7 separate regions of the Homo sapiens genome follow, and regions 2, 3, 4, 5, 6 and 7 are each linked to region 1. The links are chromatin contacts, found by Hi-C or POLR2A ChIA-PET in ENCODE. All regions are on one chromosome and are shown on one strand. The core of a region is the stretch at or near the end of the contact, and the rest is flanking DNA. Distances in the headings are between cores, read along the strand shown. Region 1 holds the start of TCTA (T cell leukemia translocation altered). Region 2 holds the start of RBM6 (RNA binding motif protein 6). Region 3 holds the start of IFRD2 (interferon related developmental regulator 2). Region 4 holds the start of LINC02585 (long intergenic non-protein coding RNA 2585). Region 5 holds the start of RBM5 (RNA binding motif protein 5). Region 6 holds the start of SLC25A20 (solute carrier family 25 member 20). Region 7 holds the start of GNAI2 (G protein subunit alpha i2).

Region 1 (2,700 bases), core at 43-2,542:
CAATCCATTCCCTTTGCTTGGTACACTTTGTCACCCTGTGGCATTTGATCTCGGCTTAGGTGTCTTTCTTGGGAGAAGCCTTCCCTGACCACCCTTGCCCCATGCACTGCCGCCCTCCCCTAATAAATCCCTGGCTCCCCATGAGCAGGGCCCGGGTTGTCTTTGTTCTCTGGGCCTCGTGTGGCCCCTATCACGTGATAGGGGCCCAGAGATTATCTGAATGAATGCCCTGATTAGTGAGCGCATGTTTTGCAGAAGAGGAGGCTGACCCTGATGAGGTCAATGTGCTCAGGACAGAGATTACTGCCTTCCCAACTGAGGGGATTGTGCAGAGTGGAATCCAACAAACCTGTCATTTCATCTCTCTGAAATTATGACAATACCACCACCTATCCTACAGGCTGCTGAACAGCATGATGATGGACTGTCCAGACCTTGGTGTCACCCTAACTTGAAGCCTGAGCTCTACGTGCAGACTTGAAGCTTGCTGCAAAGGCCATTAAGCTGGTGGGCTTAAAGCCTGAGAACTCCCCTCTCTGTCACCAGCACAGGAGTGTCCTTGGAATGCCAAGCATGGGGTTGCGGTATGGACAGATTTACTCACCACGAAGGGAAATGCGTGGAGCCATCAGGCGTGGATCCATTCTGACCACCCAGACCTGGAGGCAGAAACACATCCAGAGCTGCAGAAGGCTGGGGTGGGAATCTGAGCAGGCATCAGCCCAGGTCAGGTTAGAGACCACTGGTATTGTTTGGTGAAGTCTGGTGAGGGTCCTAAGGGACTAATGGTATTGCCAGGTGAGAGTTCTGAGGAACAGATACAATGTGATGGGTGGACTGGTGGGGATTCTGGCGTAAAATGGTATGGTGGCATGAGTCAGGGCACAACGTTAAGTTCTCCCATCCAAGTACCTGGCTTAGCTTCCGAGGTCAGATGCGTTCAGGGTAGTAAGGCCGTGAACCAATGTTAAGTTCTGATGAGCCTCTTGCAGGATAGTGGGGAACCCAATGGTACAGTCGGGAGAGGGTGGGGGCGGGGGCGGCCAGCCCACGGAGGTTCGTAGGAAGCCTCACCTGGACGGTGATACAACCCGGTCACTGTATTCCCGTAGAACCCCCACGCCAGCTGGATGCCCAGGAGACTTAACACCAACCACAGCAGCAGCAGCTTGAAGAGGGTCACGCGCATGTCCTGCGCCTCCCACTCCCGCAAGAACTCGCTGCCCAGCGCGCCCAGCACCGTGGCCGGCAGAGCCTGCAAGGCCTGCCCAGACCAGGACTCCGCCATGACTGGCCCTCGCCCCACCCGGGGTACTGTCACCGTAGTCCCCACCACGCACGCGTGTGGTCTTCCGGGACCAGGCCCGTTAGTGCGCACGCGTAAACCCAGCCAGGGTGGGGCCTACTTCGCGTGCGTGAAGAGTTGGCAGTTCGGGGAGGAGTATTAAAACCGCGCACGCGCACCTAACCCCACCCTGCTTGCTTAAGGGATGAGTGACTCCGGGAGTACAAAATAGCAACCAGGTCTTTTATAGCCCCGGAGTTCCCGTGATGCCCCACGCGGCTGCAATGATTGGTTAAGGGTTTTGCTTTTAGGGCGTGGACGGGCTCCTGAGCAATAGTGGATGAGCTGTGAGTGCGCGCGCGTGCGCGGGGCCGCGACCTGTGCCGGCTCGAGCCCGCTGGGCACTCGGAGGCGCGCACGTCGTTCCCCGCCCTCCCGCCGCCGCCCGCCCTCGCTCTCTCGCGCTACCCTCCCGCCGCCCGCGGTCCTCCGTCGGTTCTCTCGTTAGTCCACGGTCTGGTCTTCAGCTACCCGCCTTCGTCTCCGAGTTTGCGACTCGCGGACCGGCGTCCCCGGCGCGAAGAGGCTGGACTCGGATTCGTTGCCTGAGGTGAGCGGAAGGGTTCCCTCCAGGCGCCGCGGGGCCCCAGGCCCGCCAGCCCGGTACTCTTCCGGCCGGCAGGCCGCCGCACCGCCGCGGCCGCGCCCCACCGGCTGCTCGTGGCCGAGCCGCCCCTGGCCCCTGACCCTTGACCTGACTCCCAGCCCGGGCCCCGCGCCCCAAGCGGCGACCCCGCCCGCGCAGTCCCCGGAAGCGCGCCCGGTAGTCTCCTGTGCCCCTTCCCCCGCCCGGCCGGGCCTGGTGGAGCCCAGGCTGCCCGCCTGCCCGCCCTCGGTCCCCGGAGCTTCCTCTCCCAGCGGCGCCGGGCAGGGCGGGGGCTTTGGGCCGGGCCCCGCGACCGCGCAGTGTAGCCGGCCGCTGAAAGCGCGCGTGGCTGTCGGAGTTGAAATGGGAAAGAAACTCTTTACAACTCCATTTTGCTTTTTACGTTTAACGAGAAACGACAATCACTGTTTCATATTGATTAAAGTCCAGTTACACTTTGGGTAGGTTTTCTTTTAATGCAGACTTGTTGGAGACTGTGTAAGTAAGTAAAAGATTGTATTGAACGCTTAGGGGTATGATCTACGGCCATACCACCTGGAACGCGCCCGAACTCGTCTGAAAGCTTTGGGGTCTGTTTTGAGTGGAAAAGGGGTATTTTCCATTTGGAAAAAAAAAACAACACACAAAACTGTAAATGATTTAAGCGATGTTGCATGAAAATAGATGCAATGTTGCTTAGTCGAAGTCGCTGTATTGATTAGGAATGATCTAAATATCTGTACCTTAGTTACTGATTGGATCTACAGTT
Region 2 (2,700 bases), core at 114-2,613, 530 kb before region 1:
ATGTGCCACCATGCCCGGCTAATTTTGTACTTTTAGTAGAGACGCGGTTTCTCCATGTTAGTCAGGCTGGTCTCGAACTCCCCACCTCAGCCTCCCAAAGTGCTGGGATTACAGGTGTGAGCCACCAGGCTCGGCCTGGTAATAGAATTCTATAAGGAAAGGTGCTACAACTATCCAGAGAGACCTGGGACCTGTCCTGCAGGTTAGGTATCTAGTTAGATGCTAGTTTCTGAGACAAGGTTCAAATTCAACTTTTGTGTTTCACCAAAATGGTAACATATTATTTAGTTACTTTCTTCACTGCCAGTCCTACCATCACGCACCAGCTCTTGACACCTCTCGTTAGAGACCTCACAAATTCAGTAATGGTGACATATTTAAATCATTCACGCTGGTGGCATTTCTCAATAGGAAGGTGGAAACTAGCAAGCCGAGGGCACAATCCAGGGTTCAGAAAATGAACCAGGTGACCATGTCTGCATGTCTACTGAACTCCTTCACTTAAATCCGGCTACTCTGACCTTCACAAGCAAACCTGGAATATGCAAAAAATACAATTACGCTCACGGTTTATGTACCCTACGAAACAGGGCCCTTCCTTCAAAAAAAAAAAAAAAAAAAAGGCATTCCCAAAGTTGAACCCATTCGCCTAACGTCAATTCTAAAATAAAGAGAAAAACATCTATTTACACCGCTAATGGAATCTAAAGCGTGAATACGATAAAACATCCTTCTCCTTCATTGCCTAACGGGCGCAGAACCCACCAGACCACTCTCCCGCTTCCAGGTTCTACCGCCCCGACGACCGGGCTCGGAGCTCTTGTGCCCTCCGGTCCAGCGGAGCCTCCCTTGTGTCTGTCCAAGTCTGAGGACGAGGCTACGTGCTAAGCACAAGAGCTCCCTTCCTAGTGATGCCACAGAATTGGATCTGAAACAGGAAAACCGCAAGAACAGCCCGCTTACAGCTCCGAAGAGTAGGAGCACAGAGCCGCAACCACGCGCCGGCCCCAGCCTCACAGCTGGCCGCTCCGCGGCGGGACCGGTAATCTACTGCCGCGCCGGGCCCCGCCCCAGGCCCGCGACGGTTCCGGGGCGTTCCTGCCACGGGCGGCGCCTCCCTCATCTCACCGTTGCTTGGTCTTCTTCCCGAGCGAGGCCGCAGCCGCCCCGCGACACTGAAGCCACAGCTTTCAGGCTGCGCGGGCCTGCGATGTCTAGAGCGGGCCTGTCTGCTGGCTATTCCCTGGCAGGCTCTGGCACGCCTCCCCTCCAGTCCCGGGCCCTTACCTAGGCGGCGAAGCCTCCACGGCCCGCTCCTCCTTCTCCTCAGCCTCCGCCACCGACCCAGCGCCGCGGACACCGGAACTTCCTCCGCGCGGGGCCACTGCTACCACAAAGGCGCCGCGCCGCTGCCTTCAGCGCTCGGCCCGCTGGGAGATGAAGTACAGCTGCCGGTCCCGCAGACTCTTACTCCCGCCGTGCCCCGCGCGCAGGGGACTTGCCTTCTGGGGTGGGTCGTAAGAGCACGCTGTCCATCGCCATCCAATAAGAAGGCGCGCTTACCCGCCCTACTCCGCGTGACCTGCTGGGAGTTGTGGTTTGGCCTCTGCCCTGTGACACCTGGTCCTCTTGTGCTTTCCTCTCAGTTGATTGAGGCTTACAGTTTTTTGGTGGCTTGACTTTCCTGAGGTTTGCTCCCTGCCAGCAGCTCGGGTACGGCCCTGGCCTGCCTAGCTCGAGGCCTCCTTATTGTCCGTTAGTGTGAGAGAAATGGAAGGGAGCTTCTTCGGGAGTAAGTTTAAGCCATCTCCAGCTGGTTGGCGGGGCGCGGTGGCTCACGCCTGTAATCCCAGCACTTTGGTAGGCCGCGGCGAGTGGACCACCTGAGGTCAGGAGTTCTAGACCAGCCTGGCCAACATGGTGAAACCCCATCTCTACCAAAAATACAAAAATTACCCGGGCTTGGTGGCAGGTGCCTGTAATCCCAGCTACTCGGGAGGCTGAGGCAGGAGAATCACTTAAACCCGGGAGGCAGAGGCAGAGGTTGCAGTGAGCCGACACTGTGCCACTGCACTCCAGCCTGGACAATAGAGCAAGACTCCACCTCAGAAAAAAAGAAAGAAAGAAAAAGGCCGGGCGCAGTGGCTCATGCTTGTAATCCTAGCACTTTGGGAGGCCGAGGTGGGTGGATCACGAGGTCAGGAGTTCAAGACCAGCCTGGCCAAGATAGTGAAACCCCATCGCTACTAAAAATACAAAAAGTAGCCAGGCGTGGTGGCGCATGCCTGTAATCCCAGCTACTCAGGAGGCTGAGGCAGAGAATTGCTTGAACCCGGGAAGCACAGGTTGCAGTGAGCCGAGATCGCGCCACTGCACTGTTGCCTGGCAACAGCGCAAGACTCCGTCTCAAAAGAAAGAAAGAAAGAAAGAAGTTGGGCGCAGTGGCTCACGACTGTAATCCCAGCACTGTGGGAGGCCGAGGCGGGTGGATCACGAGGTCAGGAGATCAAGACCATCCTGGCTAACACGATGAAACCCTGTCTCTACTAAAAACACAAAAAATTAGTGGAGCGTGGTGGCGGGCACCTGTAGTCCCAGCTACTCAGGAGGCTGAGGCAGGAGAATGACGTGAACCCGGGAGGCGGAGCTTGCAGTGAGTCGAGATAGCGCCACTGCACTCCAGCCTAGGCGACAGAGGGA
Region 3 (2,700 bases), core at 78-2,577, 880 kb before region 1:
GCCCAGCACTGGCTTAGCAGCTCTCTGCCTCCAGGATGACCTTGTGCAGTCCATTGGTGTGAGTGCAGCACTAGGGGCAGCCGGCGTGGTGCTCTGGGGGGACCTGAGCCTCTCCAGCTCTGAGGTGATCATTGCCCCTTTGAGCCTGCCATGTAGCACATGCTGGGGTCCCAGGGTGGGGGACGGCCATGTCAAGATTATAGAGCAGGCATATTGACACATATCTTCCCTTCTCCTCAGGAGGAGTGCTGGCATCTCCATGACTACCTGGTGGACACCTTGGGCCCCTATGTGATCAATGTGACCAGGGCAGCGATGGCCTGCAGTCACCAGCGGTGCCATGGCCACGGGCGCTGTGCCCGGCGAGATCCAGGACAGATGGAAGCCTTTCTACACCTGTGGCCAGACGGCAGCCTTGGAGATTGGAAGTCCTTCAGCTGCCACTGTTACTGGGGCTGGGCTGGCCCCACCTGCCAGGAGCCCAGGCCTGGGCCTAAAGAAGCAGTATAAAGCCAGGGCCCCTGCCACTGCCTCTTCTTTTCCCTGCTGCCACTTTTCCAGTCCTGGAACTACTCTGTCCCACTCTTGCTCTATTCAGTTTACAGTCAACCCTCCCAAGCACACACCCCGCTTCCCTTGGAATCCCTGAGGGGTAGAAGGGGCCAGAAAAAACGCTTATAAAACCAGAGGCCCTCTGAGATCATGTGAGTCCTCCATGGCAAGGAAGCAGTTCCAGGGAGAGTCAGGTTCCAGCTAGTTAGGGCTGCCAGCCTAGGGCTTTGTGCCTACACCTCACTAAGCCCATGGAGAGGTCACAGATGGGCCGTGCACGGGCAGATGGGCCCCAAAAAATCTTGGCGAAGGTCGGTAAAGTGCTAAGCTGTTGTCTGCACTCTTTCATCATAAAGTCACTTTTTTCCACTGCCTGAGGTTTGGCTGTTGCTCCTGTTATCCCAAGCTCTAAGCCCTTCCCATGGTCCCCAGACCCAGGCAGGGGTAGGTCTCGTCTGGAGTGTCCCGCTGCCAAGTGCCCTGAGAAGCCAGTCCTGCCTTGGTGCTCCACTGAGGGACGCTTCGGAGTTAACCACCGTGCACTTGTTCCCGACGCGGGGCTGGGGCGCGCGCAGGGCATTGTGGGTGCATAGTTCAGCCAGCGCGTCGTCGGCTGGTGGGCCCCAGGCGTGGACTACCATTCCCATGGTGCTCTACGCGCAGCTAGCCGCCGTCGCCTGCGCGCTCAGGCCTCTGGGATTAGTAGTTTTAGCCTCGTGGATGTGGGCCTGAATCGGATGGCCTGGAACTCGCCTTCCCGGCGACCTGTTTGGCAGGGCGGGGCGCCTCGCGAAGATGGTGGCGCGCGTGGCGTGTGGCTCCCGTCGTCTGGCCAAGTCTCAGCGCAGCGCACCGGCCGGCGTCTCGTTGGCCTGGAGCCCACACCCACCGGGTCCCTGACCCCGCGCCCCCCGCGCCCGGTTCCCGGCATGCCTCGCGCCCGTAAGGGCAACACGCTCCGGAAGGGTGGTCAGCGCCGTGGAGGAGGTGAGTGGGGTGGGGGGCGCGGGACAGCTGTATGAGCGGCGGGCGGGGGTCCTGCTGGATCCCCTTGGTTGTTCTCGAGGGCCCTGGGTGGGGAACCCCCTCGGCCAGCCCCACGCAGCTTCCCATAACTCTACCGAGGCTGGCACGTGCCCCAGCAGTCATTGGCCACGTGCGTGCCCAACTTGAGCTCGCTGCCCACTGCCTGTTGGGAGTCCGCGCTCCCAGCGGTGACCCGGCCAGCCCCTCCGGGCCTCAGTTGCCTGCTGGGTGGACAAACTCACCGGACAGGGCAGGAAGCCAGTCCTCTTGCCAAACCCTGATCCTTTCCTGGACTGGTCAAGGAAGTTGGCGGGAGTCCTGGCCTGCTCCGGTGAAGAGAGGGAGGGGGCTCTGTTGGGAAGCTACCTGGTTAGGGCCTTGGCAGCTTGGCAGGCCTGACTCCACAAGGTAGCTGAGTATCCTGGAGCCTGAGGCAGTCTTGGGACTCGCTTATCAGCTTAGACCAGGAGCCTATCTTAATGCGTTAAACACATATGTTTACTCTGCTGGGATGGGGTGCCTACCACGCACAAATTTATTTATTTTTATTCTTGAGGGGGAAGGGAGGAGGGCCGGGCACAGGAAGGAGGAAAATACCTAGGCACAACTTTAAACTGGTCACCACCATGGTGGGTTTTGGGTGGGGGACATCTAATAGGGTGTGGAACATGTTCACTGAGTGGTGTCAGCCCCAGACTTAGGACTCAGGGAGGCCTGGGGGGAAGTGCTTCTGGGTGAGTCCTGAGAGGATGGAGAAGAGAGCAAGTTGTACAAAGACCTGGCAGCTGGAGGGACCCCAGCGCAGTGGAGTGAATGAGGGAAGGCTGGGCTGCTCCGGCAGGTAGAATAGTAAGATAAAATGGGAGCAGGCTGGGCGTGGTGGCTCACACCTGTAATCCCAGCACTTTGGGAGGCCAAGGCAGGCAGATCACCTGAGGCCAGGAGTTCGAGACCAGCCTGACCAACATGGAGAAACCCTATCTACTAAAAATACAAAATTAGCTGGGTGTGGTGTCGTATGCCTGTAATCCCAGCTACTCGGGAGGCTGAGGCAGGAGAATCACTGGAACCCGGGAGGCAGAGGTCGCAGTGAGCCGAGATGGCGTCATTGCACTCCAGCCT
Region 4 (2,700 bases), core at 91-2,590, 750 kb after region 1:
GACCAGCGCCAGCCCTATTGGTGAGAGGGCAGGGCTTGATTTCCCTCAGCCATAGTCCCTTTATGTCTCTGCACATTTGCCCACACAGTCTCCAAGACCTAGGATGCCCACCCCCAATCCCTATCCCTCCCTGCCCTTCCTTTGCAGATGCGGATCTCCCCTTGGTCATTCAAGGCACTGCTCAGGCATCTTATGCAAGAAGGCGTCCCAGGTTGCGAAGGTGACTCAGACGCCTCCTTTGGGACTCCAACACCCTTCCCCGGCAGAGCCCCTGCCTGTCTGCCTCCGTGGTGTCAGGTTTTGTGCCCTCTACTCACTAGATTGTGGACACAGAAAGCGCTGGTGCTGTCAAAACCACTTCTGGGTTGCCGGGCGCGGTGGCTCACACCTATAATCCCAGCACTTTGGGAGGCCAAGATGGGCGGATTGCTTGAGCCCAGGAGTTCAAGACTAATCTGGCCTACATGGTGAGACCCTGTCTCTATAAAAAATGCAAAAATTAGCCAAGTGTGATGACATGTACCCGTAGTCCCAGCTACTCGGGAGGCTGAGGTGAGAGAATCGCCTGGGGAGTTCGAGGCTACGGTGAGCTGTGATCACCACTGCACTCCGAAAGAGTGAGACCTTGTCTCTAAATAGATAAATAAAACTACTTTGGGGGACTCGCTCCTCCAGCCCCTGCACCGATTGGCTCCCATTCAAAGGAGTTCAGCCCTAAGTGCCTCTGCAGATCTTCCACCCCCACTCACAAACCCGTAGGAACCCCGGCCGTGTATCAGGCCCAGAGCTCTGATCCTGGGGAGGTCCTCAGATTCGTAGACAGGAGAGGGAACAACTGGACACCTGTTGCCTGACCTTGGTAGCCACAAGGGGCGCTCGGGAGGTGGAACCCGCAGAAGCCCCGCCTCCCGGAAGCGGAGCAGTCAAGGGGCGAAAGGATGCGCCGACTGATTGGTTGATGGTGATGTCATAGGGACCGTTCGGGGCGGGCCAGAGGCCTTGGCCAGGAGTTCCTCGCCTGTTAGAACCAGGATCCACCCCATCGCGGGAGCCGCACCCTGTGGAGCGTTCTGGGGTCCCGGCCCTGACCTCTTCCTGGGCTTCGGGATGCCCGCGTCCTCTGCACCCGGCGCTGCAGCTCGTTATCGATTCCGCCTTTGGAGGCCGGTCCGTATAGTGTACCTCCCGGACTCTCTCACGGTTAGCCGGCAACCCGCGGAGCCCCCTCCCCCATGCGATGAGTCCGCCGTGAGGGGCGGGGCCTCCCATTGTGCCAATAGAAACAATGACTGACCGATTGGAGTGCTCCGCGTTCACCCCTCGCCTCCGCTCCTCTCGTGACGTCTGTTGCGCCAGGTCCACCCATTGGCCTGGCGAGACCGGCGCGTGCCAGGAGTTACGCAGGGAGAGCTGGAATGCACCGAGGGTGGGGGGAGGACTGAGTTTCTGTGTCAGTCCCTTCAAGGGGTTAAGGCATGCGGTCGTGACGGACGAGGGGCGGGGACCCGAAGAAGCGGGGCCCGCAGCCATGGGGCAACGCCGGGCTCCACGTGGCATCCCAGAGCACTCGGGACTCGCAGCCTGGGAGGGGGTGCAGCCTCCAGTGAAGGGGCCCCGAGCCCGGGAGACTGCTGGGGACCAGCAAGGCAGGGAAGAATTTGGCCTCTGCTCCCGCCTCGGGAGGGTCATCTCTGGTCCCTGCTCCGCAGGGGCGATCCAAACAAGCAGGTGGTCGCGACATGTTTCATAAAACTAGCTGATGGGATAGTTAAAGCTATTGTTCGGGGTGCTGGCACCCCAGACCCCTCTCCAGCCATCGTCCCCTCTACCCCAGGATTTCACACAGTACCCCCTCCCAGAGCTATGAGAACGCTCATGGGCACCAAAATTTCAGACCAAAATCCGGGACACGGTTCAGAACTAGTGGTCAGGAAGGGGGAACAAGAGATCTGGAAGGACAGAAAAAGGCTGGGAGACGGAGCTGGGACAGCGCCCTAGAAGGAGGGAGGTGGGTGAAGGCGGCGACCGAAAGTGGGGAGGGCGGACCCAACGACGGCGAACCTTCGCGCTCTGTTCAGCACCAGGAGCAACGCTCACGTCCTCAATAAAGATGGCGGCAACATCTTCGGTCCTCAGAGCTGCCATGCGCGATGGGTTGTACCACCGTGTTTCGGGCGCCGGGGCAGAGGTGGAGCGAACCATCGGGGCGGCCGGGAGCCATGTTGGAGCGGCGGGAGGCGGCAGCAGCGTCGGGGATGCTGTGGTGGGGGCGGAAAAAGCCAGGGCCGCACGCCGGAGGGGCTCCGGCCGCGGAGTAGATGGTGCCCAGAGGGCGGCGGGGGTGCGGAGAGACAGGCGGAGGGGCGGGGGCCCGGGGCGGCGGCAGGGGCCCGGGAGGGGGCCCGAGCGGCGGGGCCAGCCCAAGGCCCGGACCGGGGCGGGGGGCGGTGGAGGCCGTGCAGGGAGGCGGGGGATGATGGCGAGGCGGCCGCCGTGGCGGGGCCTCGGGGGACGGTCGACCCCCATACTCCTGCTCCTTCTCCTCTCTTTGTTCCCCCTCAGCCAGGAGGAGCTGGGGGGCGGTGGGCACCAGGGCTGGGACCCAGGCTTAGCTGCCACTACGGGGCCAAGGGCGCATATCGGTGGCGGAGCCTTAGCTCTTTGTCCGGAGTCTTCCGGGGTCCGGGAGGATGGGGGGCC
Region 5 (2,700 bases), core at 111-2,610, 680 kb before region 1:
AATCATTGACAGTGATTATCTAAGGTGGGGAAGTGGTGGGGACAAACTGTCAACGTTAAAATCGTGCTAACATTTTGTTAACAATGAGCAAAACCGGAAGATTAAGCATATTTTAAAATATTAGATTCCAGATTTAACAGAATCATAATACGGAGCAAGCAGAAGACTCCTTCCCTGCTCCTACCTTAGAATTACAAAGCAAAAAGGGCAGAGCTACAATCAGCTCCTTGGTTTTGTATCAAAGCAACTCCGTGGGATAGTTGACCGTTAAAACATTAATCCAAGTGTCTTCATTAATACAAGGAGCAACATGAAATTCAAACACTTCTGATGAAAAATGTAAAACCTCGTAGAAGCTGGGATACTGAGCTGACTGAAATCTACTACATTAATAACGTATCGCATAAGACAAGAGCAAAGCTAGAAACGACCTAATTCCTAGGTAACAATAACCACCACGTCTTGAGCCAGTTCTTATGACTACAAACCACTGAGTAGTGAACAGCCCGGCCCCCCGCCCCCCGTTGGTAATAAGACATCACACTGCTGGACCGCGTTCGATGAGCGCGAGGTCCGAAAAATCAGTTCCAGTAGTCTCTGGAAGCCTAGTCTAGAGCGAATGCTCAACGATTTGTTGAAATTAATAAATGAAAAAGAACCACTGGGGGGAAACAAGTCCCGGGGCATATTCACTGGTGCCGCCCCTTGTCTCCCGGGCGGTGCCGGCACCCACCTCCGTGGGGTCTCGCGGCCGAGATGGCGGCGTCACGGCCTGCTCGACCGACTCCAGCGTCCGGCCTGCCCTCCCCGCACATGCCCCTCCCGCCTCCCAAGAGGTTCCAAACCCGCAGATGGGCGATCACCGAACAGCTTTTCGGAGAGGGCGATTCAGTTGCAGTTGAGCGGGGGATGGCGGCCAGAGACTGCCAGGGAGCTCCCAAGGAGTGCCCGAGGGACAGGCGACGGCTCCACTGCTCCGTTGGGCTGAAGATTAGGGGACGTGTATCCACAAGGGGCAAAGTCACAGCCAGAAAGAAGCAGGCCCAAGGCTGAGCTGGCTGGACACCCTCTGGAAACTGACAGAGCTGGCAACAAGGAAGGGCGCGGCCCTCCAACGCCTGGGGTAATTTAGCCCCTCTACAGAACCGGCTGGAGCTGATCAGTCGCCTCCGGCAGCTGACAAGGGAGGCTTGGGGGCCAGCCCAAATGGCAAGAACCTACCGTCGTTACAGACAGCCGCCGCACTTACCCCAAGGAGAGACCGAAGCAGCAGTAGCGGTTCTGCGCCCCAGAACCTCCAACAAGGTTCGGCGGCTACACAAAATGGCGCCTCCGCCGACGGCCGTCTCCTACCCACAGTACCTCACGCTTATCCCCTCCCCCTGTCACCCGCCTCCTGCGGAGAAGTCCAATCCTCGAAGCGGCCTGGCTGTGCGAGGGCTGCCGGGAAATGTGGTCGCCAGACCATCCTGTCACTTAGGACGCTCTGTGTTAATGTCTTGCAATTCTCTTCTAAATCACTACAGAGTTGTCGATCGGCTTTTGCAGACCTGGATTAGTTTTTAGGGCTCCTATTAGGCATGTTAATAATTCTTTGCTTTTGCTACTAGCGCCGTAGAGAGTACAGTTTGCTTTCACTGGCACGGTGTAAAACATTGTCTAATTCTACTTCAAAAGGAGACCGTGCGTGAAGTGGTGGCTCACTCACAAGCCAGCATTTTGGGAGGCCGAGGCAGGAGGATCGCTTGAGGCCAGGAGTTCGAGACCAGCCTGGGAAACACAGTGAGATCCTATCTCTACAAAAAATAAAATTAACTGAGCATGGTGGCGTGCACCTCTTGTCCCAGCTACTCAGGAGCTGAGGTGAGAGGTTCGCTTGGGCCCAAGAGGTCGAGGCTGCAGTGAGCTGTGATCTCGTCACAGCACTCCAGCCTGGGGACAATGCGAGAAACTGTCGCTAAAAAATAAAAAGGAGGCCGGTGCTGGGCGCGGTGGCTCACTCCTGTAATCCCAGCACTTTGGGAGGCCAAGGCGGGCGGATCACAAGGTCAGGAGATCGAGACCATCCTGGCTAACACGGTGAAATCCCGTCTCTACTAAAAATACAAAAAAATTAGCTGGGCATGGTGGCGGGCGCCTGTAGTCCCAGCTACTTGGGCGGCTGAGGCAGGAGAATGGTGTGAACCCGGGAGGCGGAGCTTGCAGTGAGCCGAGATTGCGCCACTGCACTCCAGCCTGGGCAACAGAGTGAGACTCTGTTTCAAAAAAAAAAAAAAAAAAGGCTGGACGCAGTGGCTCACGCCTGTAATCCCAGCACTTTGGGAGGCCGAGGCAAGTGGATCACGAGGTCAGGAGCTCAAGACCAGCCTGACCAATATGGTGAAACCGCGTCTCTACTAAAAATACAAAAATTAGCCGGGCATGGTGGCATGCACCTGTAGTTCCAGCTACTAGGGAGGCTGAGGCAGGAGAATCACTTGAACCAGGGAGGCAGAGGTTGCAGTGAGCTGAGATCGTGCCACTGCACTCCAGCCTGGGTGACAGAGCAAGACTCAGTCTCAAAATAATAATAATAATAATAATAATAATAATAATAATAATAATAATAAATAAATAAATAAAAAGGAGGGGCCAGGCATGATGGCTCATGCCTGTAATCCAAGCACTGTGGGAGGCCGAGGCAGGTGGATCAGCTGAGCT
Region 6 (2,700 bases), core at 38-2,537, 510 kb after region 1:
GTTTTTGTATTTTTAGTAGAGACGGGGTTTGACCATGTTGGCCAGGCTGGTCTTGAACTCCTGACCTCAGGTGATCCACCTGCCTTGGCCTTCCAAAGTGCTGGGATTATAGGCATGAGCCACTGCGTCGGGCCTTTAACTTTTTTTTTTTTTTTTTTTTTTTTTTTTTGTAGAGACAGTGTTTCGCTCTTTTTGCCCAGGCTGGAGTGCAATGGCACGATCTGGGCTCACCGCAATCTCTGCCTCCCAAGTTCAAGTGATTCTCCTGCTTCAGCCTCCCAAGTAGCTGGGATTACAGGCATGCGCCACCATGCCCCGCTAATTTTGTATTTTTAGTAGAGACGGGGTTTCTCCATGTTGGTCAGGCTGGTCTCAAACTCCTGACCTCAGTTGATATGCCTGCCTTGGCCTCCCAAAGTGCTGGGATTACAGGTGTGAGCCACTGGGCCCGGCCTAACTTTTTTTTTTTAGAGACAAGAGTCTCGCTATATAAGTCAGGCTGGTCTCAAACTCCTGGGTTTAAGCAATCCTCTCGCCTTGGCCTCCCAAAGAGCTGGGATTACAGACATGAGCCATAACACCAGGCCCAAACCTGTCTTCTAGTGCCTCCAAAACCTCTGTCGCCTCATCAGCTACTACCCTCCCTCTTCCTGTGGTTTCTCAAACATGTCAGGCACAGACCATCTCAAGGCTTTTGCATTTTCTTTTTCTTCTGGGTGGAAGGTTCCTCACCCTTGACCCTGTTATGTGTGAACAGAACTCCCTCTCTCATCTTCTCAGGTCTTGAATCCTGTCACCTTTTCAGTTAAACCCTCCCTTATTCAACGAACTAAAATTGCAAATCACTTGTCCCACACACCCTCTAACTCTCTTCCTGGATTTTTCTCCGTAGTACTTATTACTACTTGATACACTATGCATTTTTTAGTTATTTATCTTTGTTATGGTCTGTAAATTCCAGGAGGACAGGGACCTGTGTGTTGTACTACCAGGGGTGCCTCCAGCACCTAGAAGGACGCCTGGCATATGGCAGGGCGCAATTGATCTCTCTGGAGTGAGTGGATGAATGGGAGCTCAGAGGAAACATGGAAGTCTGGGAAGGCTTCCTGGAGGAATAGGCCCGCTGGCCCACACTCCCAAACCCCGCCCATGCGGCTTTGCGCTCTGCCACGCCCATCGAAGCGGGGCCGAGGCCGGAAGCAGCCCCGGGCGGAAGCCCTACCGTGCCAACTGGGCCCTCCTCCCGACCTGCCCCGGGCTCGTGCCCCGCCCACCCAAAAGTGGGTGAAAGGTCGGCGGCGCCGGCACTGCAGCTGGGGCTGAGAAGCCAGGACGGCCCGAGAACTGACAGACGGAGTGACAGACGGACTGACCATGGCCGACCAGCCAAAACCCATCAGCCCGCTCAAGAACCTGCTGGCCGGCGGCTTTGGCGGCGTGTGCCTGGTGTTCGTCGGTCACCCTCTGGACACGGTCAAGGTGCGGGAGGCTGGGTCGCAGGCTTTGGGGAGGAGGCCCGGGCGGGGCGCGGAAAGCATGGTCCCCCGCGAGGCGCGGACGCTGGGCAGAAGAGGGGCATGTGTGAGCTTCCGTGAGAAGTCTAGGGAATCTCTCTTTCAGGGGTGGGCAGGAAGCTGTACCTTGCGCCCCAAAGAGCCAGGCGGCGGCGCAAAGTGAGCAGCCTCTAACTGCCTGTCAAGAGCTCTGATGTAAAGTTCCCTGTCCCGCAGTCTCTTCTGACCCTGCGCCACTTCTTTAGGGATGGGAAGGAATAAACGTCTCTCCATAGTTTTGGTTTCAGCCAACACTAATATTATCGTTAAGGTTGAAACAGGTCCCCTGTAAAGCCTGCCCCAGGAAGACAACTAAAGACAGAGCGGTACGGTTGTTCTGGAGGTGTCCTTTGATACATTCCCCTGGGGCAAGAGTACCCATCTCTTTCGCACCTTTCCCGGCCCGGGGAGATACTTGACACTCTTCGGCCTGTCACCCAACGGTGGCCTGCTCAGCCTCCTGGGCAGAGGCATCCCTGTGAGAAGCAATGATGACCTCAGTGACCGAGCCCCTTCCACGGAAAGCAAGGTGATCAGCTTTGCACAAGGCCAGCCTCATTCTCACAACTCCCAGATGAGGAAGCTATGGTCAGACTGAGGCTTGGGAGGGAGGACGTTCATCAGGAATTGTTCTCTGGTCTTCCTCATATCATATCTCAACTATTCCCCTTGCAACACCTTCATTAATGCTTTGCTTGGGGACCAAAGTCCATCCCCCATGGCTTAGCACTCGAAGCTGCATCCAGTTTTCTCACTTTTTTTCTAGACGTAGACGTGAAGGAAATTGACAAGTCATTGCCAGGGTGGGCCTGTGGGGAGCAGACATGAGTTTTAAAAGATTGGAAGCCCATGTGAGGGGGTTTGTTAGGATGTTGGGTCAGATTTCTTCCACAGCGAAATAGTTTTGTGGGCACTTCCTCTTGGCCAGCTTGGGCAGCAAGCTCTTTGCTGCCTTTCATCCAAGAGAGGAGCTGCCCTGAAGTAGAGCTCATACTGGGGTCATTCTATAGGAAGACCAGGGTTAAAGTAGCTGGACTGGCTAGGTCATTGTGCAACATGAAATCAAATGTTTATTTAGCTGGTGGTAAATGCCATGTGTTAGTGCTTCCCAGACTGTGGTCATTCCAAGCGGCACTGTCTACTGAGG
Region 7 (2,700 bases), core at 158-2,657, 820 kb before region 1:
CATTCAGCTAGTCCACCATCCCCCTTCACAGGGTCCCAAGATCCAACAAGCCCCCCAACTCTCAGAGGCTACATCCCAGGCCTTGCAGCCCAGAAGGGGTGTGGGCAGCCCAGCACCTACTAGCAGATCTCCTGGGCTCACCCGCAGGGGCAGCAATATGTCGGCTGTCTCACCACTTCCACTTCCCCCCACTCCTCTAGCAGCCACCATCTTTTCTGGCCTTGGAGGCGGCCACAACCCTAACTCCTCCACTCTCTCTCCTACTTCCCAGACTGGCCTTCGAAACTGGAAAACATAGAGCCTCCTTGGGAAGCCTGAGGCCTGGCCCCCTCCCCCAGCGTGACCAGTGGAGCCTCAATCCAGCCCCGTGGGGGTTCTGCATAAGGCAGCCTAGGCCCTCTCCAACCCAGGGCTCCCGCCTCCTAGCCCAGCCCACTTGGTGCAGGAAGGGTGGAGGGATCTGGGGAAGGCCAGAGTGTAAGAGGACTTAGGGGAGGATCAGCAGAGGGTTTCGGGAGTGATGCCTGCAGAGAAGGATCTGGAGGGCAGGAAGCAGGGAGCAGGGCTCGCTGAAGGGGTTCCAGCTGGAGATGGGGCTCAAGAGCAGTTTCCCACTCGAGAGGTTCCTTGGGTCAGAGTGCACAGGTGGAGGATACAGATTCCAGACTAGGGATGGGGCACAGAAGGAGAAGGAGGGAGTGGGTGGGGGGCCTGGCAGGGGCCCCGCGGGATGCTCATGCCCAATAGGAATAAAAGGCGCAGGTGAGGAAAACAAGCGGAGCCTGAGGGTTGGGGAACAAGTGGCGGGCATCCTGGGGGTTTGGGCAAAGTGTAGGGAAGGATGGCGGGGCTCTGAAGTTCTGTGAAGCTAGTTAGCAAGGGGGGATGGCCAAGCAGGGCACTGGACCGCGGGTGTTGGGGCACTGTTGACTGGATTTGGAGGTCTGGGGTCTGGGATGAGACAGGGGTCTGGTCTAGAGTCTGGGCAGGATCAAAGGTCTAGTCCAATCTAGAGTTTTCAACCCTGGTCCTGGCCCAGGTGTGGGGTCCCAGACAGCCCGGGTCTGGGAGTTTGAAGCCCTAGTCTGGGAGGTCAAAGTCCTTGTCTGGGGATTCGAGCTGGGAATCAAGGATCCCAGTGCGGGACGCGGCCTCACCCAACAGCAGCAACTTCACCTCCCGCGCCGCCTTCTCTCCGTCCTCCCGCAGGTTCTTGTCGATCATCTTAGAGCGCTCGGCCGCCGCCTTGTCCTCGGCGCTCACGGTGCAGCCCATCCCGCCGTCCGCCGGCCCGGCCGCCGCCCGGCCCCCACACGGCCCACGGCCCGGCTCGGCCCCGCCCGACCCACTCCGCTCCCACCACCAGCCCTCTGCGGGAAGCACTCGGGTCGGCAGTTCCGAGCGACTGCGGGAGGCGCCTTCCCTACCGCCGCGCACCGACGGCGGGGCGGGCCGGGGGTGGGGCCTGGGCGAACCAAGCCTGTGACTGGGCCGGGGCGGGCTTGCAGGCGGGGCCAGAGGAGATTAGAGGCTGTTGATTGGCTCGAGGGCGGAGCGAAGGGGGAAGTTAGGCGCAGCCCAGGCTCGGGCCTGGGCTGCAGGCGGGGCCACGCGGAGAAAAGGCAATAGGGGTGGTTCCAAACCCCGGGACCCGGCACTGGGCGGGCTGCAGGCGGGACCGGGCTGTGATTGGGTGCGGAGCGCCGGGAGCTCTGTTGCTGGACAGCCGGGAGGGCGGATCTGTTAACCCGAGGGTGGGGATCCGGTGCCCTCGAGGGCAGAGCAGGAACCAGCCCTCTGAGCTTCTGCGAGTTGGGCGAGTTAGGTGGAGGAGGCGTGTCTTTGTCATTTGTTAAAGTTAATGAGTCCAGTAAACTTGTTTTGGGATCTACGAACTCGGGAGCCTTTCTGGACTGCGGTTTTCTCAGTCTTAAGGCGGGTTTACCGCCTTCTCCCTCTGGGTTGCAGCTAGTCGAAAAAGGAAAAAAAAAGGCCGGGCGCAGTGGCTCACGCCAGTAATCCCAGCACTTTAGGAGGCCGAGGCGGGCAGATCACTTGAGGTCAGGAGTTCTAGACCAGCCTGGCCAACATGGTGAAACCCCATCTCTACTAAAAATACAAAAATTACCCGGGCGTGGTCGTGGGCGCCTGTAATCCCACCTGCTCAGGAGGCTGAGGCGGGAGAACTGCTTCAACCCGGGTGGCGGAGGTTGCAGTGAGCCGAGATCGCGCCATTCATTGCACTCCAGCTTGGGCGACAGAGCAAGACTCCGTCTCAAAAAAAAAAAAAAAAATTGGTTTCCATCTTTACACCTTTGCCTAGGCTGTCTCCTTTAGCTGGGTGGCTTCTCATATCCATCCTTCCCCAATCTACCGGGAGGCATTCTTCGGCAGGCAGCCATCCTGGACTCCAATCTGGGACCAGGCAATCAGGACCCAAGGGAGAAAGGGAGAGAGGATGAGAGGGTGGAGAGGGAGGAAGAGAGGAGGGCGGGCAGGCAGGGTGAGGGGGTTGGGAGGGAAGAAAGAGGAAGAAGTTGCCACTGGACTTCTAGAAACAAAAGTGGCCATGATCTTATGACCTGTCTCTTCCATGGCCTGTCCACGTCTGGAGGTGGCCATGATCCCACATCCCACCCTCCTGTGGCCTGTCCCCACTGGGCAATGGCTGCAACCCTATGGCCAGGCAAAGGTGGGGTG

The links. A loop is a pair of places that touch in the nucleus more often than their neighbours do. ChIA-PET counts read pairs that join two places held with the same protein, here RNA polymerase II (POLR2A). Pooled maps may share reads with other maps.
Region 2: a map of CD4-positive, alpha-beta memory T cell shows a loop between it and region 1 (5-fold over the local background). The contact joins the promoter of RBM6 here to the promoter of TCTA in region 1. A Hi-C loop is called at or near these places in 1 of 168 maps with a recorded cell type or tissue (CD4-positive, alpha-beta memory T cell), 5 of 37 single-sample maps with no recorded cell type and 9 of 50 pooled maps. POLR2A ChIA-PET finds 5 or more read pairs at or near these places in 1 of 52 experiments (AG04450).
Region 3: a map of CD8-positive, alpha-beta T cell shows a loop between it and region 1 (7-fold over the local background). The contact joins the promoter of IFRD2 here to the promoter of TCTA in region 1. A Hi-C loop is called at or near these places in 2 of 168 maps with a recorded cell type or tissue (CD4-positive, alpha-beta T cell and CD8-positive, alpha-beta T cell), 1 of 37 single-sample maps with no recorded cell type and 11 of 50 pooled maps.
Region 4: a loop to region 1 is called in a pooled map, with 9 times the contacts of the local background. The contact joins the promoter of LINC02585 here to the promoter of TCTA in region 1. A Hi-C loop is called at or near these places in 6 of 50 pooled maps. POLR2A ChIA-PET finds 5 or more read pairs at or near these places in 2 of 52 experiments (AG04450 and activated CD8-positive, alpha-beta memory T cell).
Region 5: a loop to region 1 is called in a map of naive thymus-derived CD4-positive, alpha-beta T cell, with 4 times the contacts of the local background. The contact joins the promoter of RBM5 here to the promoter of TCTA in region 1. A Hi-C loop is called at or near these places in 1 of 168 maps with a recorded cell type or tissue (naive thymus-derived CD4-positive, alpha-beta T cell) and 7 of 50 pooled maps.
Region 6: a loop to region 1 is called in a pooled map, with 6 times the contacts of the local background. The contact joins the promoter of SLC25A20 here to the promoter of TCTA in region 1. A Hi-C loop is called at or near these places in 6 of 50 pooled maps. POLR2A ChIA-PET finds 5 or more read pairs at or near these places in 3 of 52 experiments (Caco-2, OCI-LY7 and activated naive CD8-positive, alpha-beta T cell).
Region 7: a pooled map shows a loop between it and region 1 (9-fold over the local background). The contact joins the promoter of GNAI2 here to the promoter of TCTA in region 1. A Hi-C loop is called at or near these places in 2 of 37 single-sample maps with no recorded cell type and 11 of 50 pooled maps.

What each region holds. Positions count from the first base shown.
Region 1 is chr3:49,411,015-49,413,714 of GRCh38, reverse strand. TCTA (T cell leukemia translocation altered) reads right to left here and starts at 1,292. Exons shown (of 3, transcript NM_022171.3): 1 at 1,075-1,292; 2 at 605-659. The coding sequence starts at 1,288. It overlaps RHOA (ras homolog family member A), which reads left to right and starts at 1,739. Exons shown (of 5, transcript NM_001664.4): 1 at 1,739-1,895. RefSeq lists enhancers at 1,080-1,489, 1,425-1,719, 1,618-2,592 and silencers at 1,560-1,859, 1,920-2,199, 2,210-2,299.
Region 2 is chr3:49,938,813-49,941,512 of GRCh38, reverse strand. RBM6 (RNA binding motif protein 6) reads right to left here and starts at 1,363. Exons shown (of 21, transcript NM_005777.3): 1 at 1,288-1,363. RefSeq lists a silencer at 933-1,132 and enhancers at 689-1,210, 1,273-1,332, 1,363-1,412, 1,443-1,502, 1,211-1,733.
Region 3 is chr3:50,291,056-50,293,755 of GRCh38, reverse strand. IFRD2 (interferon related developmental regulator 2) reads left to right here and starts at 1,327. Exons shown (of 12, transcript NM_006764.5): 1 at 1,327-1,539. The coding sequence starts at 1,482. It overlaps HYAL3 (hyaluronidase 3), which reads left to right. Exons shown (of 4, transcript NM_003549.4): 3 at 35-124; 4 at 241-924. The coding sequence ends at 510. RefSeq lists enhancers at 1-448, 839-1,028 and a silencer at 1,409-1,618.
Region 4 is chr3:48,662,408-48,665,107 of GRCh38, reverse strand. It overlaps LINC02585 (long intergenic non-protein coding RNA 2585), which reads right to left and starts at 1,340. Exons shown (of 3, transcript NR_111921.1): 1 at 1,295-1,340. It overlaps CELSR3 (cadherin EGF LAG seven-pass G-type receptor 3), which reads left to right and starts at 2,222. Exons shown (of 35, transcript NM_001407.3): 1 at 2,222-2,700. The coding sequence starts at 2,474. RefSeq lists enhancers at 1-400, 767-836, 897-1,256, 1,571-2,156, 2,027-2,216.
Region 5 is chr3:50,087,579-50,090,278 of GRCh38, reverse strand. It overlaps RBM5 (RNA binding motif protein 5), which reads right to left and starts at 1,360. Exons shown (of 25, transcript NM_005778.4): 1 at 1,250-1,360. RefSeq lists enhancers at 321-911, 1,073-1,182, 1,223-1,392, 912-1,503.
Region 6 is chr3:48,897,469-48,900,168 of GRCh38, reverse strand. It overlaps SLC25A20 (solute carrier family 25 member 20), which reads left to right and starts at 1,287. Exons shown (of 9, transcript NM_000387.6): 1 at 1,287-1,479. The coding sequence starts at 1,375. RefSeq lists a silencer at 1,547-1,736 and an enhancer at 2,317-2,366.
Region 7 is chr3:50,234,911-50,237,610 of GRCh38, reverse strand. It overlaps GNAI2 (G protein subunit alpha i2), which reads right to left and starts at 1,407. Exons shown (of 9, transcript NM_002070.4): 1 at 1,158-1,407. The coding sequence starts at 1,275. RefSeq lists a silencer at 1,200-1,659 and enhancers at 1,529-2,139, 2,140-2,700.